7 separate regions of the Homo sapiens genome follow, and all the other regions are linked to region 1. A link is a loop called in an ENCODE intact Hi-C map of the cell type or tissue named here. Cell type or tissue: ascending aorta. All regions are shown on one strand. Region 1 has its middle 41 kb from the start of LINC02411. Region 2 overlaps LINC02376 (long intergenic non-protein coding RNA 2376). Region 3 overlaps LINC00508 (long intergenic non-protein coding RNA 508). Region 4 holds the start of LOC105370067 (a long non-coding RNA gene). Region 5 overlaps LOC107984449. Region 6 has its middle 41 kb from the start of LINC02375. Region 7 has its middle 42 kb from the start of LINC02441.

The links. Peaks named below come from ENCODE experiments on the same cell type or tissue, not always from the same donor. Only the 100,000 strongest peaks of a DNase experiment are listed, where the experiment ranks them.
Region 2: a loop joins it to region 1, with 5 times the contacts of the local background. A loop is called at or near these places in 8 of 110 quality-filtered maps.
Region 3: it touches region 1 in a loop (5-fold over the local background); 26 of 110 quality-filtered maps call a loop at or near these places.
Region 4: a loop joins it to region 1, with 2.3 times the contacts of the local background. A loop is called at or near these places in 8 of 110 quality-filtered maps.
Region 5: a loop joins it to region 1, with 19 times the contacts of the local background. A loop is called at or near these places in 24 of 110 quality-filtered maps.
Region 6: a loop joins it to region 1, with 11 times the contacts of the local background. A loop is called at or near these places in 11 of 110 quality-filtered maps.
Region 7: it touches region 1 in a loop (4-fold over the local background); 13 of 110 quality-filtered maps call a loop at or near these places.

Annotation. Positions count from the first base shown.
Region 1 is chr12:127,675,716-127,679,715 of GRCh38, forward strand. No RefSeq gene overlaps it. Among named protein-coding and RNA genes, the nearest start is that of LINC02411, 41 kb to the left of the region's middle. In ascending aorta, a CTCF peak has its summit at 2,035 (motif pointing left); a DNase peak (open chromatin) is centred at 2,036; H3K27ac peaks cover 434 bases.
Region 2 is chr12:127,278,873-127,282,872 of GRCh38, forward strand. All of the region lies in intron 2 of LINC02376 (long intergenic non-protein coding RNA 2376), which reads right to left. Among named protein-coding and RNA genes, the nearest start is that of LINC02376, 3.4 kb to the right of the region's middle. RefSeq lists a silencer at 2,003-2,062. In ascending aorta, a CTCF peak has its summit at 2,010 (motif pointing right); a DNase peak (open chromatin) is centred at 2,006.
Region 3 is chr12:127,924,079-127,928,078 of GRCh38, forward strand. All of the region lies in intron 3 of LINC00508 (long intergenic non-protein coding RNA 508), which reads right to left. All of the region lies in intron 1 of LINC00507 (long intergenic non-protein coding RNA 507), which reads left to right. Among named protein-coding and RNA genes, the nearest start is that of LINC00507, 11 kb to the left of the region's middle. In ascending aorta, a CTCF peak has its summit at 2,125 (motif pointing left); a DNase peak (open chromatin) is centred at 2,113; H3K27ac peaks cover 756 bases.
Region 4 is chr12:127,483,980-127,487,979 of GRCh38, forward strand. It overlaps LOC105370067 (a long non-coding RNA gene), which reads left to right and starts at 549. Exons shown (of 4, transcript XR_945528.4): 1 at 549-3,167. In ascending aorta, no CTCF peak of the experiment used is centred here; a DNase peak (open chromatin) is centred at 1,786.
Region 5 is chr12:127,106,706-127,110,705 of GRCh38, forward strand. All of the region lies in intron 1 of LOC107984449, which reads left to right. Among named protein-coding and RNA genes, the nearest start is that of LINC02405, 48 kb to the left of the region's middle. In ascending aorta, a CTCF peak has its summit at 2,074 (motif pointing right); a DNase peak (open chromatin) is centred at 2,116.
Region 6 is chr12:127,379,069-127,383,068 of GRCh38, forward strand. No RefSeq gene overlaps it. Among named protein-coding and RNA genes, the nearest start is that of LINC02375, 41 kb to the left of the region's middle. RefSeq lists a silencer at 2,096-2,205. In ascending aorta, a CTCF peak has its summit at 2,193 (motif pointing left); a DNase peak (open chromatin) is centred at 2,143; H3K4me3 peaks cover 614 bases.
Region 7 is chr12:128,067,429-128,071,428 of GRCh38, forward strand. No RefSeq gene overlaps it. Among named protein-coding and RNA genes, the nearest start is that of LINC02441, 42 kb to the left of the region's middle. In ascending aorta, a CTCF peak has its summit at 2,182 (motif pointing left); no DNase peak of the experiment used is centred here; H3K27ac peaks cover 367 bases.

The DNA of each region.
Region 1 (4,000 bases):
ATGTGCAGATCGCCCCCAATGCAGCCACCTCTCCCTCCACCCTCCCGCCAGGGGAGCAGCCTCAAACACTGTTAAGTTTTTCCAAATAAGCGTTCAAGGCCCATCCTTGCTTTTCACGAACTCCACTTCGCACATATCAAAGTCTCTGAGTGGTTGTCTTAAAATCCTTCTCTCTTGACCTGGGGTGAGGATGAGGTCCTCTCCATGCCTCCCTACGAGGCACAGGGAAATAGAAACATCAGTGACAACCTGACATAAGGAAGTCCTCTCCCTTGCCCTCTCCAATCTCAAAGCCTCTCTTGGAATCTATGCGGGTGATGATGAACACTGCAGCTTTCTTCTCTCAGTCTCTTGGCATGTCTGGGAGAGATGGTCTGGTGCAGGGCTTGGCACACTTTTCTGTAAAGGACTAGGTAGCAAATATTGCAGACGTTGCAGGCCAGATGGTCTCTGTCACCATGACTCAACTCTGCCAAAGCAGCTGTGAACACCGTCACAGAGCCACAGCCCAGGACTGGAGGAAGGTGAGCGACGGTTAGGAAAGAACTGGAAAACCCGTCTTCCTTTACTGGACCAAAAAAGTGATAGATGGTGAAATAATGGTTTTATAAATAATGCAATTATTTTGGGTAATCACACAGTATGTACATTCTATACAGTATCATTTTGGCAAATACTGAATAGTATTGGGTTTAATACTATTATTATTGATTATACTATTATTTTGATTATATTGGATCAAAAAATATAAATATTTAAAATGTCTAAGACATTTAAGACAGTTTCTATCACTTATGCTGGCATTTCTCATAGATAGATATAGACATAGACATAGACATAGAGCTAGACATAGGGATCCATGTAGATACAGATCTAGGTATAGATGGATATAAATAGAGGTATGAGGGAGAGACACATACAGCCATATAATGGCTGTGTCTTGTTAAAGACTGCTTGCTTCTGTTCCCTTCAAGTTCATATGTTGAAACCCTAACCCTCATGTTAAGGTGTTCACCAAAATGTAATTGCATGAGACTTATGCCACCATCCAATGGGATGGTACTAGGAGGTGGAATCTTTGGGAGGTGACAGATCTAGATGATGTCCTAAGAACGGAGCCCCGTGATTGGATTTGTGTCCTAACAGTAAGAAGGGAAAAAACTGGAGCTTGCTTTCTCCTGCATGTGAGGATCCAGGAAGCAGGTCCCGGACATAGATCCAGGGAGTAGATCCGGGCCGTCTACAAGCCAAGAAGCCAGCCGCACAGGACGAGGCCCAGGAAACAGTCAGCAGGTCTCTACTCACTGACCCTGAAGCCTCATTGAACTAGAGACCCTGCGTTTCCAGGGTAGGTTAAATTAGACCTCCTGTATCCTTATGGCTGTCAAGGTCAGAAACAATTGCTGGGAACCTGCCACGGACACAGCTCCCAGTGACCCTCACCCTTGACAAAGACCCCAACCCATGTTTGCACTGACTCTTGTGCTATCTGTCAATTGCAAACTCCATTTTAGTTAAAGAGAGGCCTGTCTCTGCCTTGGCAATGTCCTCCACCATTTCCAAATAAATTACTGAGCATAGCAGCCCGTACTTTTGGTAAGCATTTAGCAGGATGCAAGGAGAGATGCTTGAACAATTAGCTATTAAGTTGTAGTGTTGCTTTTATGTGTTTAAAAAGGATAGTCTTTCCTAGGTTTGAATATGCGAAAATATCTGGCAAAAGATGAAAAAGCATTTTAAGACTTTACTGTCGTTTGATTCAGATAATGCCAAGATAAAGCATTTTTCCGTCTCTCAATTACTGAAAAACAGTTGTTTCTCCAAAAGAAATATCCTAGCAGTCCACATTGTTTTCTAAAGAGGGATATTAGCTTTATTTTCAGATGTTTTTCAAAGGAAATGCTTCTAACATTCTCTGAGGATTCAATGAATGTTTTCCTCTGAGCAGATATGACAGCCAAATAGTTTAGCTATTTACGCCTAAATTCAAAGACGTGCAGTGCCCTCTTGTGGACGCTATTGCAATCTCCACCAGCACTGAAGGCATCCCTGGCGTTACTGCAGGCCCAGTGGGTGGCTGGGAGACCTCCTGCAGCTGCTAGGAAGGGTCAGAGCCTGTTACAATCCTTTAACCCCAAAGATGCACGCGCGCGCACACACACAGACCACACACACACACACAACTTAGAGTACAAAAAGTCAAATACTCACAGTTCCTAATTCACTTTCCTACAAGAACTAAAGTCAGGTTGTGCACGAAAATACTACTTATTGCATGAGAGTTACACCTCCAGAAGTCAAAGACCTACAATGAATATCTTTTTGCTGAATTAAGCAAGGTAAATTCCACTCGCAACTTTCTGTGACTCCAAGACTCTTCTTAGCTATTTCTGTGAACTCTGCTCATTTCTCTGTAATAGCTTTAATTCTTTGATCATATTGAAACGATTGCTGGCAATGCACTGTCACTGGAGAAGAGTAAATGAAGTCAGGATTATCAAAACCAGTAATTAGAGGCAAATTCATTTTTATGTGCTTGGCAAACCTTGCCATTTGATAGAATTAAGTATCTTGTCACATGTGAAATCAATAATTATAAATGATGGATTATTTGCAAGAAAGCAGAAAAAAAGTAGCTTCTAGGCCTGCTTCCAAAGTTAGAATAAATGTATAAATGAGTTAATATTGACCAATTATATATGAAGTCTGATAAATGTTTCAGCACTGCTGGAGGCAGAGAATTTATTAGACTAAGTAATGTAAAATATAATGAAATAGATTAAGTATTTTTTTAATGAAATAATGGTACCCATTAGATCTGATGACTCTAATCTTAATGCAAATTAGCCTGGTTATAGACATTCTTGCCCTGAATTGTAGATGGTGTGTTTAAATTCTCATGCTGAGAACCACCTCAAATCCCCAATTAAAAGAGCTACTAATTATGATAAACTAGACTTAGGAGAGTGGTTACGTCTGAGTGGAGAGGGACAGTTTGGGAAGTTTGGGAAGAGTATCCAGCTGGCTTCAATGGTATTTGTATTTTCTTCTTAAAATCAGCATTGATGTGTTAGTCTAGGTCTTTAGAGAACAGAAAGCAAGTTGGGATTAGACATGCAGGAGTTGTATTAGGAGAAACACTCTTGAGAGAAAATAGGCAGGGAGTCAGGGGAGATGGGAAGAGCCATCCAACCACAAAGCAGGTCCAGTTGTCTGGGAAGGAAAGAGGGGTGGCATGGTGGGCAGGAGAGTCTCAGACAGCTGTGGAGTTTGAAATATTTAGAAAAGTCAGCATGGAAGCCCCAAACCAAAGTCTCCGTCAAAGAAGGCCCAGTCTCTTGGGGTAGTGTGCCTTAGGGAGCCCGTGGGGCATCATGGCTGGGGTCACCCCTGGGAGGTGTGGTCTCAGCACAAACCTAGTGGTGAGGTCCAGAGGGCAGCAGCCTGGGTCACTGGTCCATTGTCGCACTCGGACATCCGAGTCTCCTCTCGCAGACACCACAACCCACCCTCTCCACCTTGCAGCCCTTTGCTTCCCATACATCTTGGGAGCATCTTCTCTGCAGTCCCCACAGGGCCTTCCTTCACGAGAGGAAGCTTAGAAGAGGGACATTTGTGGCAGGAATTATAGCCCCAATAACTGTAGTTGATCTCAGAGCTGCAACTGCATCCTCTCCCTCCTGCACAATCCATTCTGAATCCTGTCACTCTCAGCTATCTCTTGGGCAGGCCTTGGTGTCTCACTGCAGTCTGAGCAGAACCTTTAGGCTGGGGTTGCTGCCTTTGCCCACTCACTGTAACAGTGGGGTGGGGGAGCATCAGGAGGCATCCATGCAGGTCACACGAGCTCCACGTCCACGCCTTCCTGCCCCTGCATAAATGCAGCCCTATGTCACCTCCTGGTAGGTGTCACTAATCAGTAGACACTCTTGCCAATACAGGAGACCCTCTCCTTTCCTGCTGATCCCTGGTGAATTCAGTGGAGTTATAAAAGGGACCA
Region 2 (4,000 bases), 400 kb before region 1:
AAGGGAATGGGCTAGGTTTCAGCAACTCACTTGGGAGATGGCTGGCTCACCATTCCCCAACTCCCACCTCATTCTCTCTGCTCCTGCATCCACTTTAATGCATAATTTATGGATGCGATTAACAGAAACCAATCAAGCAAGGTATGCATTCAGTGCTGTGTTTAACAACAGATGTTTCCAGAGGTGATTATGTTAGAACAATAATACACACACACGCGCGCGCGCGCACACACACACACACACACACAGTGCCTGATCATCAGTACTGTGTTATGAGTGGTAACAAGACTGATGGCTTCACCAATAAAACTTCCAGAGCAGGAGACTTGGAGAAATGAGCTTAGTGGCTACTGTTGGTGCCAATTATCTTCTTACTGTAGAATAAGTCTTTCTCATGCTTTGTGCCTCAGTTTTTGTTTTTTACTCCCAAGAAGCTGACATCTTAGGAAATTGTTCTGGGAGAAGAGAGGCATTTTTCAGGCCATTGTAAGAGGCTTCAGGTTCCACTCGGCTCTAGGACGGGGATTCACCCCCCCTGGCTGAATTCCAGCTGCTCAGACATTACAGTGCAGCTCAGTGAGCTGCTGTGTTCTTCCAATCCTCCTACAGAGTCGCAGGGTTATTCCCGGGTAAGAAAGGTGGGTCCGAGTCCTCCCACACCACAGCATCTGCAATAGGATTCTGTGCATATGTCTACGTCACCCAGCCCTTTGGCTTCCTCATCAATAAGAGCAACTCTTGCTAGAGACCGTTGTGAAAGGTACAGGGATTCACGCAGATGAGGCATTAGGCAGAGCACCCAGCCTGAAGCAAAGTCAGCTGTGTCACTGTCATCATTTTTGGGAAGCTTCTTATAACCACTCCCTGAGTTCCCACTAGCAAGGGGAGGCAAGACCCCAACATTTTCATCCGTGATTAAACTGGCTGGAGACAGCAAGTAGAGTTCCAGCTCAGACCTCAAATTCACAAAAGACCCCAGAAGGGGGTGCTTCTGGTCCTGCACCACATTTACACTTTTGATGTTGTCTCCGAGGGAGCCTACAAGTCCACTAACAGTCATGCAGGGGCCCGGCATGGTGGCTCACATCTGTAATCCCAGCACTTTGGGAGGCTGAGGCAGGCAGTGGATGACCTAAGCCCAAGAGTTCGAGACCAGCCTGGGCAACATAGCGAGATCCCATCTCTACAAAAAAAAAAAAAAATTACAAAAACTAGCCGGGTGTGATGGTTCAGGCCTGTGGTCCCAGCTACTTGGGAGGGTGAGGTGGGAGGATCTCTTGAGCCCGGGAGGTTGAGGCTACACTGGGCAGATATCCCATCACTGCACCCCAGCCTGGGTGACAAACTGAGACCCTGTTTCAAAACAAAACAAGGGTCATGCAGAAAAGGCTGCTCAAAAACACCTTCCCGGCCACTCTACATGTGACCATCACAGGATCGAATCTCCCGTTGAAATTAGTATTCTCAACTCATCTCAACATCGGAACGTTTGCAGTTTAAAAGCATTCATTTGTTCATTGTGAGCAGCTAATACATACCACATATTTTGACATCTGATTTTGGCAATTCTTTACTTATTTGAAGGGGACCCTGAATAGAAATACAGAACAATAACCTAACGAAAACACTATTTCTGATGGCTGGTCCTCTCGTTACCACCAGGAAGCTCTGCCAGGACACTCCACTGCCGGGAGGGGTGCCTAGGAACGAAGAGCAGAGGGGCCAGTGAGGTCCTGCCACGCCCTGCTGAGTTCTACGTGCTTGCGCGCTTCTTCCTCGGGAGAGCTTCCACTGATTTAATTGGATATGGGGATGGAGAGAGGAAACAGAAACAGGGAAAGAAGTGAAAAAGGGAAGGACGGGGCGCGCGCGGCAGGGGGGCAGGCGGCCTGGTGCAGGTGCATCCCCAGGTGCGCGCCACGCCCCTGCGGGACCCGGCGGCACCGCGGTGCGTTCCCAGCCGCCGGCGCTAGAGGGCGTGTCTGCGGAAAGACTCGCTGCGCTGGCCCAGGCTCCACGAGGGGCCGACAGGGGGCGCTCTGCACAGGGACCGGAGGGAGCGGGAGCCGAACTTGCGTGAGAGGCGCGGGGCCACCCGTGCAGGTGTAGGTGGAGCCACTCTGCCAACCCCTGGGCACTGGGCAGGGCTGGAGGGAGGATTGCCCTGTGCACAGGTGGAAGACATTTCACCTCTTACAAATCCTGAGGGCGCTTTTGCTTGTTTAAGGGAGTTTGGGAGACAGTGTTGCAAAGGGTCCAGTAATAGTTGCAGAATCATTTCTCAGGATGTCTTAGAGTCAGGAATCCCTGAATTTGAATCTCAGCTCTGCCCTTCACTGTGCAATTGTGGACAAGGGAATTCACGGTCTGAACCTCAGTTCCCTCCACCCCTAAAATGGGGATAATGAGCGCGCCTAAGTCACAGGGTTGGAGTGAGGATTAAATGAGATTCTGCACCTGCAGGTAGCACACAGAGCAAGGTATCTGCTACATGATAAATCCTCAACTTTTAGCTGCCTACTCATTATTATTAATATTACTATATTTTTATGACTATGACTATATGATTACTATTACTACTTTTACTATATTATTGTGTTGATACATCAGGCTGTTTGGCCATTCTAGATGCTTAGCTGAAAAGAAAAGCTTTTTCTACTTAGAAGAGCAGTTCCCAAACTTTTTGGTCTCACAGCCCCTTTACATTCTTGAAAGTTATTCAATAATCCAAAGTGCTTTTATTTATGTGGAATTTACACCCCGTGCCACTGAATTTAAGCCCATTCAAGTCCATGTGGTTAAAATGTTTTTTTGTGAACAGAATATTTAGATAAACATTCAAGATTCCTGGCTGTTTTTCTGTTTCCTACATGAAAGAAAAAGAAAAGCCAACTTTCTCATAGGATATTCTCAGAAGGCTGTGGGGCCCCAAGAGCCCTGGGCTGGAAGGCAGGAGGCCTAGGCTCAGATTCTGACTCTGTCCTTGTCTCACTGTGTGGCCTTAAGCAAGGTGCTTGCCTCTCTGAGTCTTGGGTGTGCCATGTTCTGAGGCACATCCAGCTGTGAAAAGGCAGGTGTCTGGTTCTTTGTCATCTATTAGAAGAGTGTCATTCACACTGATGCATGGATCTGAAGGAAGGAGACCCCCACACACACATGACTTGCCAACCCAAAATCACCCCCAAAGGAGGATATGAATTCACGAAGTCCAGGTTTGACTCTAGGCTCAGCCATTACCACATGCATGACCTTGGGAAAGTCAGTCCTCATTCCTGCCCCAGGGTTCAGCTTAACTTGACAGGTAGTGGGGCGATATGATGACCTTCAAACTTGTACCTTCAGCTGGAATTTCAGACTGAACACTGTGGGGTTAGAGGTGACCAGAGGCATCTGTCAGCTGGACCTTGAGTCGAGGCCTTTTCTGGTCACCAGGGGTTGTGCTCTGACACTTAAGTTTTGTGGGGGAGACTGCACCGTATTGTTTGTTTCCAGGCTATAGTTAGCAGGAATATGCCTCCTTCCTTCCCTGGGACCCCTTCTAGGCTGAGCAAGGCCACAGTACCTCCTGGAAGGGCACTTGGTAACCTGTGACTTAGTCCACATCCTAACTCGACCACTCTTGAGCTGTGTGATGTTGATCTAACAGCCAAACCTCTCAGCCTGTCTTTCCTCAACTGCGAAATGAGGATGTTAAGTCTTCAAATTAAAGTGAGGAACATCATTCATGAAACGTCCACCACACTCCCTTGCTGTGCCAGTGCTTGAGGGGAAATATCTCACTGAGGCTTCTCAATAGTATTTATGAGTGAGGTGCTTTGATTTGTTCTATTTTACAGATGCAGAAACTGGGGCGCCGAGAGGTTAAATCACTCATCTGGAGACACACAGCCAGGGAGGATAGTAAGCAGCCAGGATCCAAGCCCACATCCATAGGACCTGAGGCTACAGTGTACCATCCCTCACCTGCTCCCCACTGTGCTTCATAACACCAGGTGCAGAG
Region 3 (4,000 bases), 250 kb after region 1:
AGGGAGATATTGTTATCCCCATTTCACAGGTGTGAAAGCTTGAGGCACTCACTAGTTATAGCAGAGCCAGGATTCTCAGCCATGTCCCTCCAGAACTAAAGTCTAGTTCTTTAAAATTCATTGTTATCTTTCCAATTAGAGGGAAAAAATGTGTAGACTGACAGGTGACTTCTCAACCAAAATAATTGAAAGTATCTCAGCAAAAATATTCTTTAAGAATGATAGTGAAATAAAGACATTTCAGACAAAGAGAAACTGTCTTTGTTACCAGAAGACCCAGATTAAAGAAAATATCAAGGGTTGTTATTCAGGAAGAATGAAATAATCCCAAATCTTGGCCAAAACACACACACACACACACACACGCACACGCACACACCCTGAACCCCAAAACAATAACAATAACAAAAAACCAAGAAGGAATTAAATCACCACAAAGGGTGAATATGCAGAATGAATAATGACCACATAAAACAGTAACACAAATACAAATAGTCATGTGAGAAATTTAATGCACACATAAACAGAATTAACATGCATGGCAAAATGACATTTAATTCAAAAAGTGCATAAATGAAGTTAAACAATTCTAAGATTTTTGCTTTTTCCTGGAAAAGAAGAAAAGCCACAATTAATGTAACCTTTAATATGTCAGTTATCCATATTGCAATCTTTAAGATAATCCCTTAGAAAGAGTAATATTATTTATAATTTCCTAATTCATAGGGAAAATATGTAAATAAACATTTTCTAATTTGGAATAAGAAAAGACAAAACAGGCAAGACAAACTGAAAAACAAAAGCAGAGTAAGCTGACAGCCCAAATATATTAAGAATTGCATTACGTATAAGGAGACTGAATCTAACAAAACAAATATAAGCATCTCTTTGGATTAAAATAAATGTATATTTATAGGAGATTCACTTCAAACAGAGACAGAGGAAGATTGAAAAAATTAGACTATGCAAGCCATACCGAAGAAAGATTTTGTGTCCAGAAAAATATCTGACAAATTAGTCTTTAAGATAAAATGTACAACTAGAGATAAAGAGACTTTATAAAAGTTTAAAATCATTGAGAAGATAGAATGATTCTCAATGTGCTTGCACCTAAATGGTTTAGCCTCAAAAGGTGGTTATTTTGGGTGACATTGATTATATGCTTCTATATGTATTCTGCTTTATGTTTTTAAATCTATGTCTATTAGTCTGTTTTCACACTACCGTAAAGATACTACCTGAGACTGGGTTATTTATAAAGGAAAGAGGTTTAATTGACTCAGTTCCACATGGCTGGGGAGGCCTCAGGAAACTTACGCTCATGGCGGAAGGCGAAGGGGAAGCAAGGACTTTCTTCACATGGTGGCAGGAGAGAGAAGTGTGAGTGCAGGAAAACTGCCATTTATAAAACCACCAGATCTCATGAGAACTCGCTCACTATCATGAGAACAGCATGGGGAAACCAGCCTCATGATCCAATCACCTCCTTCCCTTGACATGTGGGGATTACAATTTGGGATGACATTTGGGTGAGAACCCAGAGCCAAACCATATCACTGTATTTTTAATTGTTTACAATAAATATATGAGGAACTGCTATAGGATTAAATAGAAACTACTCATATTTGTTCAACGTGCAATTAACCCCTAGCGAGCACTCAATACATGGTAACTGGCATCGTCACACATATCTCCATCACCATTAACCTTTTCGTAATCGAAACAGAACAATGGTCAAATAGGAAAAAGTAGGAACTGGAGTCCTGCAGAGTCGATTGTTTTTACTATAATTTAGTCATAAAAGCAAAGCATGAGAGTCATTTGTCTCACCCGGCATTTATAAGCCATCCTCCCTGAGACATTTAGGGCTCATCAGATGCAAGTCATGGAAGATACAAAAATATAACCACTATTTAGTATTTCCATCACTGCTGTAGGCCCTGTCTTTGATCCGGTTAGGCTTAGTTGTGTTTCTAGAACTCCAAGTACCTGATCGTATCTTGGGGTCATGTGAGGGAGATTTGGCCTTGAGGAGAGGGGCTTCACAGGCCAGCTGTTTATTGTTACTCTCCCACGGAATTCAGTCCGGAGCCCAGAGCCTAGGTTTCCATGAGGAACTCCTGACATCTGCTGGCCAGTGTGCTCCTGGTCTGTACACTGCATGCTGAGAGCCAGAGAATGTTCACTCAAGACAGTACCTCTGTGTTGGGTTTTTTTAACACTTAGAAAACTTTATTATAGTGTTTATCTCAAATAAAGAATTTAAAAATTCAACTATTAAAAGGCCAGGCATTCTCTAATATTCATGAACTATAAGTAGAAATGATAAGGAAAATAAATGTCCAAACACGCAAATAACCATCAGGCTAAAGTAAGAATTAATATCCCAATTACCAGCCATTTAGGAATTAACAAAAATGGCATTGCCTGTCAAATTATAGCAAGGCAACGAAACTGCAGCCAGAGGCAGGCTCATAAGACTAAAAAACTGATAGATATTTTTTTTGTTTAGTTACATGGATAAGTTCTTTGGTGGTAATTTCTGAGCTTTTAGTGCACCCGTCACCCTAGCAGTGTACACAGCACCCAATATGTAGTCTTGTATCCCTCACTCCACCTCCCGATGTTCCCTGAGTCCCCAAAGTCCTTATGTCATCCTTATGCCTTTGCATCCTCATAGCTTAGCTCTCACTTATAAGTGAGAACATACGGTATTTGGTTTTCCATTCCTGAGTTACTTCACTTACACATTTGAGAGAAATCACAGCTCAATTCACCCTTCAGGCTCATGAGTCCAGAAGTTTTTGCGTAGCCAAATTGAAAAAAAAATGATATCTATAAAGTGAGTGGAAGCCCTAATGGGAGATTTGCATAAAGGGTAGGAGCCTGGATATTGAAGTCTGTCTCATAAACCTGTGCTCGTCTCCTAGTGGTACATCTGTATCCCAGCTAAATAACACCTTTGTGCCTCAGTTTCCTTGTCTGTGAAATGGGGCTGAAAATATGACCTACATGATAAGATTATTATGGGATGGAAGTAGTTAAGGCATATATATATATATATATATATATATATATATATATATATATATATATGTTAGAACAGTTCCTTGCAAAGAACAATTTCTTAATATGTGAGCATTGTTATTAAATCCTAAAATTGTGACTCATACAATTTAATAAAGCTACTAATCAATCTAATTTACTGCACATGTATTTTAAAAATCCCTAACAAATTATGGGGGCTATTTGCATTCTGCCAGCACTGCAGGAAGCTGCAGATAGCTCTGGAAAATAGTAAATGTGCTGTGTAGAACAACTTCTTTTATAACCTGCTTTTATTCTAAAATATGAGAAGGCCTGGGTGTAAATATGGTGAGAAGCCTTTTATTGTTCCTATTAACGTGAAAATGAGCTTGTGTAATGCACTCTGATTGTGTCTAAATCATCCCCGCTCCTGGTCAGTTTCACATCGTCTCAGACAAAGAACACTGGGCCTTCTACAGTAATCACACATTAATAGGCATGCATTAGTTGTGGCACAAAGAGCTTTTTTAGTGGATTAATTGAAAGTCTCCCTGTGCAAGCTTGAGAACCTCAGCTAGTGACATTGAACATGCACTCTTACAATTAATGATGAATAATAAAAGCTAAATAGTGTCATGGATCCCACTGCCAACATTTTGCTTAGGAAAGTCACCAGCCTGAGCCATTCTCATGTCATAACTTGGAACCCCACAGATGGGCTGAAGCATGGATCCTATATGCAAGCCAAGGAGGTTTAAACGCTGGTTCTGCTAGCTACTAGCTGTATGACCTGGTGGGAGTCAGGGGTGCTCTCTGAGGATCAGTTTCTTCATCTGCAAAATGGGAATTACAGAAAGAGTGCCAATCTCGTTCAGTCACTGTGAGGACAAAGTGAACCAGCTTGTGTGTGAATGCACCCCGTAGAACCTGGCATGTAAAGAGTGCAAAGTAAGTGTTAGTTATTATTATTATT
Region 4 (4,000 bases), 190 kb before region 1:
AAGCCCTTGAAGGCGTCCAGGTCCATCTCAAGGGCCTGAGGGCCTTTGGAATTATAGTCCCTTGTCAGTCTCCATGGAACGCTCCCCTCCTACCTGTTCCCAAGCCAGGGACCAAGGACTACAGGCTGGTACAGGGTTTCTGCATGGTCAACCAAGCTACAGTGACTTTGCACCCAACAGTACCTAACCCGTACATGTTGTTGGGTTTGCTGCCAGCCGAAGACAGCCGGTCCACCTGCTTGGACTTGAAAGATGCTTTCTTTAGCATCAGACTAGCCCCTGAGAGCCAAAAACTGTTTGCCTTTCAGTGGGAGGATCCGGGGTCAGGTGTCACCACTCAGTACACTTGGACCTGACTCCGCCAAGGGTTCAAGAACTCCCTCACCATCTTTGGGGAGGCACTGGCTCAAGACCTCCAGAAGTTTCCCAGCAGAGACCTAGGCTGCGTGCTGCTCCAGTACATCGATGACCCCCTGCTGGGACACCCCACGGCATTCGGGTGTGCCAAGGGAACAGATACCCTGCTCTGGCACCTGGAGGACTGTGGGTATAAGGTGTCCAAGAAGAAAGCTCAGATCTGCAAACAGCAAGTATGTTACCTGGGATTTACTATCTGACAGGGAGAGTGCAGCCTGGGATCAGAAAGAAAGCAAGTCATTTGCAACCTGCTGGAGCCTAAGACCAGAAGGCAGGTGAAAGAATTCTTAGGAGCTGTAGGGTTCTGCAGGTTGTGGATCCCAAACTTTGCAGTATTGGCTAAGGGCCTATACGGAGTCACAAAGCGGGGAGACAAGGAACCTTTCAAATGGGGGTCCTGACAGCAGTGAGCTTTTCATGAGTTAAAAGAAAATCTCATGTTGGTCCCAGCCCTGCGGCTACCTGACCTGACGAAACCTTTTACACTGTATGTGTCAAAGAGAGAAAAAATGGTGTTTGGAGTTTTGACCCAGACTGTGGGGCCCTGGTCGAGGCCAGTGGCCTACCACTCCAAACAACTAGACGGGGTTTCTAAGCATTGGCCTGCATCTTTAAGGACCTTGGCAGCAACAACCCAGCTAGCACAAGAAGCGGATAAGCTAACTCTTGGGCAAAACCTAACTATAAAGGCCCCCCATGCTGTGGTGACTTTAATGAATACCAAAGGACATCAATGGCTAACGAATGCTAGACCAACTAGATACCAAAGCTTGCTCTGTGAGAATCCCCACATAACCATTGAAGTTTGCAACACCCTGAACCCTGCCACCTTGCTCCCGGTATCAGAGAGCCCAGTTGAACATAACTGTGTAGAGGTGATGGACTTAGTTTATTCTAGCAGGCCTGACATCCGAGACCATCCTTGGACATAAGTAGACTGGGAGCTGTACATGGACAGGAGCAGCTTCGTCAACCCATAAGGAGAGAGGTGTGTGGCATATGCAGCGGTAACCCTAGACACTGTCACTGAAGCCAAATCGTTACCCCAGGGCACTTCAGCCCAGAAGGCCGAACTCATTGCTTTAATTCAGGCCTTAGAGCTAAGTGAAGGTAAGACTGTAAACATTTACACTAACTCTCGGTATGCCTTTTTAACCCTCCAAATGCATGGGGCATTATACAAGGAAAAAGGCCTGTTGAACTCTGGGGGAAAAGACATAAAGTATCAGCAAGAGATCTTGCAATTATTAGAGGCAGTATGGGAGCCCCAAAGGGTGGCAGTCATGCACTGCAGAGGACACCAGTGAGCTTCCACCTCGATTGCCTTGGGGAACTCCCAAGCTGACTCAGAGGCTCGAAAGGCAGCATCCACCCCGTACTGGGTGTTAGTCACAGCCCCCCTGCTCCTTCAGTCACCTGACCTTGTGCCTACTTATTCTAAAGAAGAGAAGGACTTTCTCCAGGCAGAGGGAGGACAGGTTATAAAAGAGGGATGGATCCAGTTATTGGATGGAAGAATAGCTGTGTCACAGCTGCTAGGGGCTGCAATTGTACTGGCTTGCATAAGACCACCCACCTAGGCGAAGAGTCATTTGAAAAGTTGTTAGGCTGGTACTTCTACATCTCACATCTGTCAGCCCTTGCCAAAACAGTGGCGCAGCAGTGTGTCACCTGCTGGCAGCACAATGCTAGGCAAGGTCCAAAAGTCCTGCCCAGCATACAGGCTTGTGGAGCAGCCCCCTTTGAAGATCTCCAAGTAGACTTCACCAAGACGCCCAAATGTGGAGGTAACAAGTATTTGCTAGTTCTAGCGTGTACATACTCTGGGTGGGTGGAGGCCTATCCAACACGAACTGAGAAAGCTCATGAAGTAACCCATGTGCTTCTCTGTGATCTCATTCCTAGGTTTGGACTGCCCTTACCAATTGGCTCAGACAACGGGCCGGCATTTGTGGCTGACTTGGTACAGAAGACAGCAATGGTATAGGGGATCACATGGAAACTACATACCACCTATCGACCACAAAGTTCTGGAAAGGTGGACCGGATGAATCGGACTATCAAAAATAGTTTAGGGAAAGTGTGTCAAGAAACAGGATTAAAGTGGGTACAAGCTCTCCCTGTGGTATTGTTTAAGATTAGATGTACCCTTTCTAAAAGAACAGGATATTCCCCTTATGAAATATTATATCATAGCCCCCTCCCACACTACAGGGACTCCCAGGCACTCCGCAAGAGCTAGGTGAAATTGAGTTACAGTGATAGCTACAGGCTTTAGGGAAGATAACAACAAAAAATTTCAGCCTGGGTAAGTGAGAGGTGCCCCATCAGCTTACTCTCCCCAGTTCACCCTTTCTCCCCAGGTGATCGGGTGTGGATCAAGGATTCGAACGTAGCCCCCTTGCAGCCACGGTGGAAAGGACCCCAGACCGTCGTCTTGACCACTCCCACAGCCATAAAGGTAGAGGGAATCCCAGCCTGGATCCACCACAGCCACGTAAAACCTGCAGCACCTGAGACCTGGGAGGCGAGACCAAGCCCGTACAACGCCTGCAAAAAAGTAACTTTGAAGAAGACGACAAGCCCTGTTCCAGTCACACCCAGAAGCTAACTGGTCCACGCATGGCCAAAGCATGAGGAAACTCATCCTGGAACTCATTTTCCTTAAATTCTGGATTTGTACAGTAAGGACTTCAACTGACCTTCTTCAGACTGAGGACTGTTCCCAGTGTATGCATCAAGTTACTGAGGTAGGGCAAAAGGTTAAAACAGTCTTTCTGTTTTATAGTTATTATGAATACACAGGAACTCTAAAAGGAACTTGTTTATATAATGACACCCAGTATAAGGTATGCAGTCCAGAAGATGGACAACCTAGTATTCGTTATGATCCATCTGAACACCCCATGACCACAGTGTTTGAAATAAGGTTGAGGACTGGCAACTGGAGAAAAGCCAATAAGAGTAAAATAATAACTAGAACAGAAGAAAAGGGAGTCCCCAAACAAATTATCTTAAAAGTTGACACCTGTGCAGCAATCAACAGTAACCTGTATAGAAATAGAATAAGATGCGGCTCTCTAGATTGGGAAAGGAGCCATACAGTAGAAAATAAGTATGTTTGTCATGAATTAGGACTGTGTAATGATGAATGTAGTTACTGGTCCTGTGTCATTTAGGCCACCTGAAAAAAGGATGAGAAGGACCCTGTCTGCCTTCAAAAAGGAAAGAGTAACTCTTCCTGCACTAGTGGTCACTGTAATCCATTAGAACTAGTAATTACCAATCTCCTTGATCCCCGTTAGAAAACAGGAGAGTATGTAACTCTAGGAATAGATGGAACTGGACAGGATCCCTGAGTAAATATTTTAGTCCAAGGGGAGGTCCACAGGCGGTCTCCCAAACCAGTGTTTCAGACCTTTTATGAGGAGCTGAATCTGCCAGCACCAGAGCTTCCAAAAAAGGAAAAAAGAGACAAAGAACTTGTTTCTCCAGCTAGCAGAAAATGTAGTTCATTCCCTCAATGTTACTTCCTGTTATGTATGTCAGGGAACCACTACCGGAGACCAATGGCCTTGGGAAG
Region 5 (4,000 bases), 570 kb before region 1:
GGAAGTTTGGAGAAATGTCTGAATTTCTGGGACTCAATTGCAGCACTTGCTTAACAATAAACATTGCCTTCTTTTCTGTGTCTTTTCCCATGCTGAGGTATCTCTGGGGATTGGGGTATGTTACTGAGACTTTGGCATTGCTGAGTTTTTTCTATGCTGTTTCCAGGATCCTTTTATGCTCATGTTGCATTTGTGTGTGTGATAGTGTAGTAGATGGGCAGCCAGGGCTAAGTCAACACATTTATTTCAGTTTCTTCATTTCAGAGACAGTCTTTTATTTGAACAATGAAAAGTAAATAGAAACCAGGCAACTTTTTTGGAGCCACATTAATATATTTTTTCTCATGAGGTTTCATTGTGAGTCTAATAACTGTGTAGAGATTCACGACTCCAGCAATTAGCTTCTGGATATTTCTTTCAATCTGATAGTGTAGTTTGCCTGGCAGTCAGATCGATAGCTTGGGGGTTGAATGCAGCCTTCAATTACTTCTACCTGAAGACCTGATCTTCAATTCTACAGTGCTGATTAGTGTATGTATTTCATTAGAACATTAGTGCTTAAAATTCACATTCATCACGGCAGTGCCTGGCTGTCCACAGGTTAAGAAGGGGAACGGAAGGCAAAGCTTAGAAAGAAACCCTTATCTTGACTTGACTTGAGTCCACATCTCTCAACTGTCTTCCATGTTTTTTTTTTTTTTTGTTTTGTTTTTGAAATGGCGTCTCGCTCTGTCACCCAGGCTGGAGTGCAGTGGCGTGATCTTAGCTCACTGCAAGCTCTGCCTTCTGGGTTCACGCCATTCTCCTGCCTCAGCCTCCCAAGTAACTGGGACTACAGGCACCTGCCCCCAAGCCCAGCTAGTTTTTGTATGTTTAGCAGAGACAGGGTTTCACCATGTTAGCCAGAATGGTCTGGATCTCCTGACCCCATGATCCACCTGCCTCGGCATCCCAAAGTGCTGGAATTACAGGTGTGAGCCACTACCCCTGGCCCTTCCATGGTTTTCAATACATCCATCTGATCACTGATATTTAAGTCCCACAATACATTCTCCGTGGAGTTGCTGGAGGGATCACTTAGAAAAATAAATCAAGCATCATCTCTCCTCCGCTTGAAACCCTCCAGAGCCTTCTCCTTTTGATTAGAACAAAATTCAAACACCAGCCTCGGGGCATGAGCTGACTTGTTCTTTCATCTTGTATCACCATCTTCCCCTTTGCTCCTTACCTCTCAGTACACTGGCATCTTCATGTGTGCCAACCACAATGAGTCATTTTAGACTGGGATTAGAACAAAACTTCAATGACAGCCCAGCTCCCCTCTCAGCACTTAAGTCTTCTGGGCACAGGTGTAACATTTTACTTTCTTTTTTCTCTTTTCTGGCATGTTTCCTACTCTTGTACCTTACACAAGTTTTCTAAATTCAGAATACAAGTGGAATACGGCGTGTAGTAAAATTGCCCTTGAAAACCTCTTAGAATAACTCTAAAGTATATGGTGCAAAGGGTTTTGTTGCATACATAAGATGTTCCCTGTAATAACTATGCCTCATGAGGGATGAAAGTTACCAAGATACAACAAAGAAAACAGAAAAGCTACAAGCAGACATTTGTAAAATCAAACCATTCTTCCTTTCACATCACTATCAAATCTTTAGCTGTCAATGAGTGATGGTAAAAATCCCCAGGAGTCTCAGCCTGCTTTCAGGATTTACTTATTTTCCTTTAACACTTTTAGAGCCTAAGTACATGTTCATAGATTTCCTTGTTGTTAGTATTAAATGAGATCCCAGGGTAACACCTCACCCACGGATTAAGTATTCATTCCAGCTAATAAATGCACTTGTGATGTTGCAATACGCTCTATAGAAGATGCTCAACACAGGTGGAGCAGGAAGTTTTGGCCAAACATCAGGATTTTCAAAATAAAGTAACAGACCAAAATGCAGATTTTCAAAGGAATGTCTGAAAATTTGTTCAATAATGCCTAATGCTCTTCAACCTTTTTAAAAACATAAAAAATGTCAGGAGGAGGGAGCAGATGGGGAAATCATGGGTTTCAAAAGAGAGGAGATATTACCACCAGGTGGCAGGAGCGCACCCGTGGTTATCCACTGAACTCTAGCATAGCTACAGACAGAGGAGGTCCCTCACAGCACCAGCTGGTCCAGAGGCTGTGGTGTGTGGCCCATCACCCAGATAAAAAGGAGGAGAAGGGAACTCCTGGGTTAGGTGAGACTCACCTGTCCAGGTGATGTTGTCCTGCAGCCCAGTAGGGAGTCTCTGGGTCAGAGACCTCCAAAGGGCAAGAGCCATCTGGTGGGCTTTAGAGCTCCTAAGTTTGTCGTTATCTATGACTAGCAGATGTTGGATGCAGTTTGCAACGTATACAAAGCAGGACAGTTCTAAATGGTTAAATACCAGCTATGTTGGAAACAGTTGGATGCGTAAAAATTTGAATCTGGCTCTGGTATGCTTTTAAATGCTAATGTGTCCCAGGCTGCTGTGAAGATGGACACAACCTAGGGGCCAATATCCAGATGCCATTGTAAAAAAATGGAGGAGATTGTAAAGAAAAAAACAAACAACTCCTCGATGAGCTCTGTAGTTCCTAAAGTGGGGAGAAAGGGGAGATGCTACTTGCTTTATTTACTGCTTGATGGACCCTTGAAGAGCTCGAAACAGGAAGACACCATGGATTGTGATATGATCCCTGCCCCAGAGATATGCAGGTCTTAAGGAGGCCTCGTTACCTGTCTGGTGGCAGAGCTGTCTGGGGGCTGCTCTGTGAGGAGAGACCTGGGTGCTCAGAGTGCCCCAAAACTAAGAAGGCCATGTGTACCTGTACTCCAGGTGTGCCCAGTTCTAAGGAAGCTAGGTCTCTTATTGCCCAAATAGGGAGACTTTTGAAAGTGAACAGGAGAATATTAATAATTATGCCAAGACACCAGAAATTGCCTGAGACAGTTTTGGGAAAACTGGAATGGATGTCACCCTACACATGCAGCATGGAAAACCAAGCTGGAGCCTTTGTGAGCGAGCATCTATGTGGGGTGGTTGGCAGGATGAATAGAAGCAGGCAAGGAATTGGGGGCAGTAAAAGCAAATTATTCCTGAACCAGAGGAATTATCACTGGGGTCCAGCAGGGAACCATTGAGAAATATGTGAAAGTACCCATAAGAGAAAGCAGCAGCCTCTACTAAGGCCAGAGAGTAAAGCCAGCTTGGGAAGTTAGTGATGCCTCTAGGATCTTTACTGTCCCCTCCCTCTTTTCTCTCTTATTCAACCCCTGGAAGGTGTGAAACTGACGGACAGGCTGATGGAAGGGTGGGTGTGGGAAGAGAAGAAAGAGAGAATGGTTATCTTAATAAATGCTGAAAAACACACATCATTGACCAAAAAAATGTTGAGAAAATAAAAATGGTGGGTATAGACTTTAATTTTTTTTTTTTTTTGAGACAGAGTCTCGCTCTGTCATGCAGGCTGGAGTGCAGTGGTGTGATCTTGGCTCACTGCAATCTCTGCCTCCCGGGTTCAAGCGATTCTCCTGCCTCAGCCTCCCAAGTAGCTGGGACTACAGGTGCGCACCACCACACCTGACTAATTTTTTTATTTTTAGTAGAGACAGGGTTTCACCATGTTGGCCTGGCTGGTCTTGAACTCCTGACCTCGTGATCCACCTGCCTTGGCCTACCGAAGTGCTGTGATTACAAACATGAGCCACCGCGCCCAGCCATAGACTTTAATATTAAAAGCCAATAGTTTACATAATGAGGGGACCCTAGAAGGACCTCCACCAAGATCATTAACAAAGCAAGAATATGAACAAATTTCACTATTATTTCACAATGTTCTTGAGGAACTAGTTAGGGCAATTAGACAAAAGGAAACAATTTGGACATAAAGACTGAGATGAAGATATAAAACTCCATAAGCAGAGAACCTGATCATACATCTAGAGGATCAATGATAAAACTAACAAAAACACTACAGGATTTC
Region 6 (4,000 bases), 300 kb before region 1:
TTTGAAAGAACGTGAGGAACACTACGGACTAATCACTGCATCTCATCTGTCCTCTAGATCACATTGAAATGAGAATAAATGAACAGAAAGTTGTGATCTCGCAACAACATAGGGCTATCAGCAGATAAAAGATGCCAATCATCTCTGAGGATGGAAAGAATCAGATGGCCTGTTAGTGACCAACGGAACGAGAAAGAGAAGCCTAGCATAGTTCCCCAGCAGAGAAACAACGATAGCAGAAGGGGGGAATTAGGATCTATAAGAGGTTACCCATGTCACAAACTCGGCCACGAAAAAAATGACAAAACTAACGAATATCTAACAGGAGAAGTGGGTGAAGTCTCAGAGTGCCATTTCTTGCACTTGCAAAACAGGAAGTCAATCCTACGGGCTAAAATTGTGTCATGAAAGGAACAGAAAGGAGAGGTTACGGCGGTGGAGGTGCTAGTAGCCACAGCAGTGAGAGCAGCCACTGTGGTCATAATAATGACTTAATTGTGCCACACCTTGATCTACTTTTTATTCAAGCTTTTTTTCCCCTCAGTATTACCAGGGTATTTTAAAAATTAAAAATATATCATTGTCAGTTAATATGTTTTCTGGGGGATTTTTGGTATTTTTTCAACATTATTGAGGTATAATTCACAAGGTGCGGTGGCTCACGCCTATAATCGCAGCACTTTGGGAGACGGAGGCAAGTGGATCACCTGAGGTCCGGAGTTCGAGACCAGCCTGACTAACGTGGAGAAACCCCATGCCTACTAAAAAAATACAAAATTAGCCAGGCGTGGTGGCGCATGCCTGTAATCCCAGCTACTCTAGAGGCTGAGGCAGGAGAATCACTTGAATCCAGGAGGCGGAGGTCGCGGTGAGCCGAGTCATGCCATTGCACTCCAGCCTGGGCAACAAGAGTGAAACTCCATCTCAAGAAAAAAAAAAAAAGTTGTACATATTTAAAATGTACAATGTGATGTTTTGATAAACATTTACACTGTGAAATGATTAAGACAATTAAGCTGACATGTCCATCAACTCATATATTAATAGTTAATTTTTTTGTTTTTTGTGTGGTGGGAATACTTAAGCTCTACTCTCTTAGTAAATTTCAAATAAACAACATGTTATTAACTACAGGCACCATGTTGTTCATTAGGTCTTCAGAACTTACTCATTTTGTAACTGCAAGTCTGCACCGTTTGGCCACTAACTCCCCTTTTTTCCCCATCCCACGACCTCTGGTAACCACTCCTCCACCGTTTCCATGAGTTTGACTTTTTAGATTTCACATAGAGGTGAGATTATGCAGTATTCGTCTTTCTTTCTTTGGCTTATTTCACTTAATATAATGTCCTCCGGGTTCATCCATGTTGTCTCAAATAGCAGATTTCTTTCTTTTTTTTAAAGGCTGAATAATGTAAATTGATACAGCCATTATGGGAAGCAGGATGAATGTTCCTCTAGAAATTAGAAATAGCACTACCATATGATTTCCCATTCCCACTTCTAGTTATATATCCAAAGGAAAGAAAATCACCATCTCAAAGCGATCTCAGTACTCACATGTTCCTTGCAGAATTATTCACAAGAAATAGAAATGACCGATGTGCCCGTGGACGGATTAGTGGTAAAGAAAATGTGATCACACACACAGACACGCACACACACACACACACCATATACAATGGAATACTCTATTTTTAATGAAACACATCAACTCTACTTTGGATTTTTTGTCTTCTTATAATCATAAATAAAAACGAACACTTTCACAAATAGAATACAACTTATAGAGTAGGATTTCATTGTTATAATGTCCACGTGTCAGTTACTTATCCATGCGTCTAATGGTCGTATTGGAGGGCGCTGCGCTTAGAATTTTTTTCTTCCTAAGTTTAATAATGTTATAACGAGCATGCATCATTTTAAATAAAAGTAATAAAGCCTCTTAAGATTTTGGCTGAAGCAGGTTGCCAGGAGCCAGGGGTCAGGGGCTGCGCTGAGCGCTGGCTCGGGCTGCAGGAGGGAGGCTTCATTTGCTCACACTCAGGTGGAAACCGGGAAGGCCTGGAAATCGCAGGTCCTGAGGACGCGGCGAGTTCACGGAGAGGACCTGCCGGGCAGGGGCTCTGGGAGCCTCCGCGGGGAGGGGAGGGCGCGCGGCCGGCGCGGCCACAACCCGGTCTGCGGCGCCATCTAGCGGGCGCGCCGGGACCGTCGCCCACTAGGCCCTTTTCCGGAGGAGAAGCTGATGCCAATCAAAACGCCATCTCTACTCCTTGTCAAAGTCAAGTCATTTAGCGAAAGGCCTAATGAGCTCTGCAATCAGCTACGCAAGAAAAAGGAGTGTTTAGGAACATTCCCTAGCTGTTTCTCTCAGGCGGGGATGATGTGCATCTGGAGTGCCCTGGGATAAGGGGTGGGAGGCAGGGCAGAGAGGCTGTAATAGACACGTCTCTCCTAATGGTCAGGGACCAAGCCACCCTTCTCATTAAATCATTTCAATTTCACCACTACTCTTGAGCTCCTCCTTTTTAAGCACACTGAAATCCTAATTTTACAAAAGTTGCTGTCATTTATAATATACTTGTATCATACTGTACATACATAATTTCCTCACTTAACCCTCAAAATAATTGTTCTGGGAATTCTATTACCCATTTTGCAGGAAAAAAAAAAAAAGGCCAAGACTCCAGAAAGCTGAGGATCAGGTCTGAGATCATAAGGCTTAAGTAACAGGTGAGGCAAGATTTAAACCAAGAGATCTTGACCTCACTTAACCACAAGCATTTCCACATTTCTCCTGCTGTGGAGAAGAGATTGTTCCTTATTGAACGATACAGAAGGAGAGAAATACGTTGGGGGCAAGGGTTCAGGCTTGGCATTTCTTAGCAGAATCTCAGAATTAAAGGAGACTGCGGTGCAATTCGGGAGCAAGTTGAGCTCTTTCACTGCTCATAAACACGTGCTTATTTATGACTCGGCACTGTGATTCAGTAATCTAGTTCACCTGTCAACAGTAAAGGTGACTTTTTAAAGAAAGTTACTGCTTCAGAATACAGAATTCTGATTATTTTACCACCTTTAAGGAGGTGTAAAACAGCAGCATAAAATCCTTCACATCATTGTCCTCAATTTTGTGATTCAGGGCTTATCACCCAACGAAGCAGAACAATTCCAGGGCAGAAGTCTCTGATGGATGTGCCACACGACAGCTGGTTTTTGTGTGTGTGTGTGAGATGGGTCATAAATATTAATGGTATTGACAGAGTCTAAAAAATTTGTCATTTCACATCCCTGCCATTGAAGCACCCGGAATTCCACAACTTTGTTGCTCTGACTGACAACCACCCCTGTTTCTTTCCTGAATTCTCTTAGTTGGGTCTATTTTTCCCTTTCACCTTCAGAAATTATACATCAGCAAAGGTTTTCCCAAATAGTTGCAGGTCAACTGAACCAAACATCTTAAGGTTTTTTCCCTTTTTCTTTTCTACTTAGCTGATGTCAACCTGCATTCTGGGATCAATTCTTTTGGGCATATATATATATATATATATATATAACTTTTTTTTTTTTGAGAGAGGGAGTTGGGCTCTGTCAACCCAGGCTGGAGTGCAATGGCGTGATCTCAACTCACTGCAACCTCTGCCTCCCGGGTTCAAGTGATCCTCCCGCCTCAGCCTCCCGAGTAGCTGGGATTACCGTTGCATCACCACACCCGACTAATTTTTGTATTTTTTTATAGAGACGGGGTTTCACTATGTTGGCCAGGCTGGTCTCGAACTCCTGACCTCACGTGATCCGCCCGCCTCCGCCTCCCAAAGTGCCGAGATTACAGGCATGTGCCACTGCACCGGGCTGCCTCTATATTTTTGAATGTGCGTTAGGAAATGGTGTAACATCTGATCCCTGTTGTGGGAACAGTTTGGTAATCGGTTCCCTGGAAGGGCTCACTGGTGCTCGTGTGTGTTACCTGTGAGTAGTTGAATTGTATTGGATCCCA
Region 7 (4,000 bases), 390 kb after region 1:
TGCTGGGGTTACAGGCATAAGCCACCATGCCCAGCCTCCAGAAGTGTTTTCTTAATATATGTTTTCAGCACAGGTACAGCTTAATCCTCTTTTTTTGGCTCTTGACCTCATCAGTGGAGAGGAACCATAGGAGACAGGGAACAGGGTTCTCTCCAGCAATCCATGGAAATGAAGAGTGACTGAAGGCAAAGCTCTCTGCTAGCAGGGGGGTCGTCCTCCACCTTCTCAGAGCCCCAAACATGCAAGTAACAGCCTCTGCTCTTCCCGGATCTGCGGGGACCATCTTTAAATGACAGCTCTGGTGTGGAGTGACTGGATGTATGCTGGTGGGAGGGGTGTGGGAATATCCAAACTCAGAGGTAAGAAAAGGGAGAAAAAATCTCTCCTCTCATTGGAGCCAAAGCAGAAGGTGAAAAGGTGCATTGGCGAGACTGTAACATAAGGAAAGGAAGGAGGAAGAGAAGGAAGGAAGAAAGGAGCAAGGAGGCAGAGAAAGGAGGCAAGAAAGGGTGGAAATTTTATGGCTGATCTCTCAAGGGGATATTTTAGTCCCTTTGGCAGGGAACAAACATAAAATCAAAGAATAATTTTCTCCTGGGTATACTAATTATGTGAAATGCATCGTCTCTAAAGGCTGCACCGCTAAAATTAGAAATAGAGGCATCAACAGACTTGCCCTTACAAATAGAGTCATCAATAGACTTGGCCTAATAAAGCCCCACAAACTGGGGGTCTTGAAACCACAGAAGTTCCTTGCCTCACCATTCTGGCGGCTGGAAATCCAGTATCAAGGCCGTGGGGCCACATTCCCTCTGCAGGCAGGTGCTAGGGAAGGATATACTCCCTACCTCTCTACCAGCTTCCAGTGGTCACTTTGCTTGCGGCAGCAGAACTCCAGTTTCACAGGGCGCTCTTCCTGTGTGCATGCCGGTCTCTGTGAATAAATGTTCCCTTTTGGTAGAGATGCCAATCATACTGGATTAGGGCCCAGCCTAGTGACCTTATTTTAACTTGATCATCTGCTGCCTCAGTCCAGGCTGCTAGAATAAATGTCCTAGACCGGGTGGCTAAAACAACAAATGTTCATTTCTCACAGTTCTGGAAGCTGGAAGTCCAAGATCAAGGTGCTGGCTGATTCAGTTCCTGGTAAGAACTTACTAAGACTTCCTGATTTGCAGACAGATCCTTCTTTCCTATGTCCTCACGTGGTGGAGAGCTAGATCATGTCTCTCATATATCTTCTCATTAGGGCACTAACACCCGTCATGTCGGCTCCGCCCTCATGACCTGACCACCTTCCAAAGGCCCCACTTCCTACCACCATCACATTAGAAATGAGGAGCTTTAACATATAAATTTTAGGAGGTCACATTCAGCCCATAACACTGGCATAGACCCTGTTTCCAGGTAAAGTCACATTGACATGTACTGAGGGTTAATTCTTCAGCATCTTGTATGGAGTACAATTCAACCCATAATAAGTACTGAACTCTACAAGGTATATCTTTATTCTGTGATTTTTTTTTTGAGACACAGTCTTGCTCCGTCACCCAGGCTGGAGTGCAATCATGGCTCACTGAATCCTCGACCTCCCAGGCTCAAGTGATCCTCCTGTCCCAGCCTCCCGAGTGCTTAGGACCACAGGCCCCCACTACTACGCCCAGCTAATTTTTAATTACTTTGTTTTGTAGAGATGGGGGGTCTCACTATGTCACCCAGGCTGGTGTCAAATGGAAAAAAAATAATATATACTCTTAAACATATAGCTTTCTGATATTAAGTTCAATTACTTAAATAAATTATATTAAATAAAATGTTGAAAATTAACAGCACTCCGAAAACTCTAAGTGGAATAGAATGAGGACAGGATCGAGGGTCTGGTGGTTTTAAGTCCACAACCTAAGATTCGTGTGGCCTCCAGCAGCTCAGTCAACCTAGGAACCTTCCCTTCTTTGTTAACGAAATGGAAATAACACTATTTCGCAAAGCTGCTGTGAAGATTAAACGTGGATAACGTGCCTAAAAAGTCTATGATATGGTAAACCACAGTATAACATTCCTACAATTCATAATATTACTAATCACATATTCACACTATTGATATTCCTCATAAACTGGAACTAGTAATGCTGAGGTCGGCTAGTGGTTCGAGCTCTAAGATAAAGGCATTGACTGCCACCTGGTGGCAGCGTACTGTAGTGTCAATTCTTCAACTTTCTCGCCAAGGTAAATCACCTGGTGATGATTGCTTCGTCTCCAATTCCAAACAGAAAAAATGAGAATCCATCATCGTGTAACTCCACAATTGAACCTATTAAATGTAAGTTCCAGATGTTAAGGCTATATGCTTAAGATCAAAGAAGATTTGGAGAAGGGAGTTTACCTTATTCTTCCCTAAGCCATGAAATGTGGGTGATGAAATCTGGGATGGTTAACTTTAGCCTCAGTAAATTGTCTTCTCTCCCCTTTTGCTCACAGGGCCTGGTAACAGAGTGAGTGTTTAATTAATATGTGTTCGGCGAAATAATGAAGAATGTACTATTAATAATAACAATACCTTATTTTTATTGAGCACCTAGTATATACCAGACCATTTCAAAATGGATTACTCAGGATGTGCAGACTATCTCAGTGTTCACAGGGATTGGGGCATGCAGCAAAAAGGCCCTTGCTCAGAATATCTGTAGGAGTAGATAGGAGTAAAGATTCAGGACTTAGAAACAAATCTAGAAATGGGCTTACCACGTGCATTCGCTTTAGAGATGCTTATGGACTCCCCATTAAACAGAGACAGCTGGTAAACACAACAAGCAATTGGCAAATACATTTCAGGATCAAAGCTTATAATCCTTACGGGCCATTTACATTCTCAGGTGAATCTATGCTACAAGGTAAAGATGTGTCCCACCCACACTTTGGAAAGAGGTAGGTCTCAGAGCCCAGAAATGCCTTTAATATAGGGGTTGTGAGAGTTAATAAGGTGTGCGAGCTCATAAAGACCCTTATGTTCTTAGCAATATAACTTACAGTTCCTATTTCTTTTCTTTTTCTGTTTCTTTTTTCTTTTCTTTTTCTTTCTTTGTTTTTTGTTTCTCTGAGACACGGTCACCCAGGCTGGAGTGCAGTGGCACCATCTTGACTCATTGTAACCTCTGCTTCCTGGGCTCAAGCAATCCTCCCGCCTCAGCCTCCTGAGTTGTTGGGACTACAGGCACATACCACTCTACTCAGCAAATTTTTTCGTATTTTTGGTAGAGATTGGATTTTACCATGTTGCCCAAGCAGGTCTTGAACTTCTGGACTCAAACAATCGGCCCCCCTCGGCCTCCCAAAATGTTGGCATTACAGGTGTGAGCCACCGGGCCCATGCCCAGGCCTCTCATTTATTCACACAAGAATCCCAACTGTACATATTTCCTTTAATCCCCCCAAAAGACATGTATCAGATTGCTTCTGTGATTCTTTGTTTGATTAAATTTTTTTTGCATGTGTACTCCTTAAAATTTGGAAATAACATAGGCTGATTTTTAAACCTCATTATTTAAAGACGAGGCAAAAAATATTCTAAGGTCTGCATTTTTGCTGAATTCCCTAAGAGATTTTCAGTTCCTCAGAGCAGCCGTGGAGGCATATCCAGGAGCCGATGGCTGAAAGATTTGGATGAATCTGCTGTTGCTGGAGAGTCACTAGGGGATGCCTGTTCATGCCTTCCCTGATGCTCAACTAAAGGATTTAAAATGAGCAAATTTATATTATAAAAGAAAGGAACGGGGGCCTAGGGACAACATGACCCTCACAGCTTTGACTGGCTTTTGAGTTAAACACAACGAAACCTGTAGACTCCTGCGGAGACCTATACCCACGCAGGCGACAGGGAGGGACGACGACCACAGGCACCTGACTCCTCGATTTTCTGGCCCCATGTTGGCTCCAGCAGGTGTGACCCAAAATCAACCTGAAGTTCTGTCTGCTCCTGGAAATTCACCTGCAGAGGGTCAAC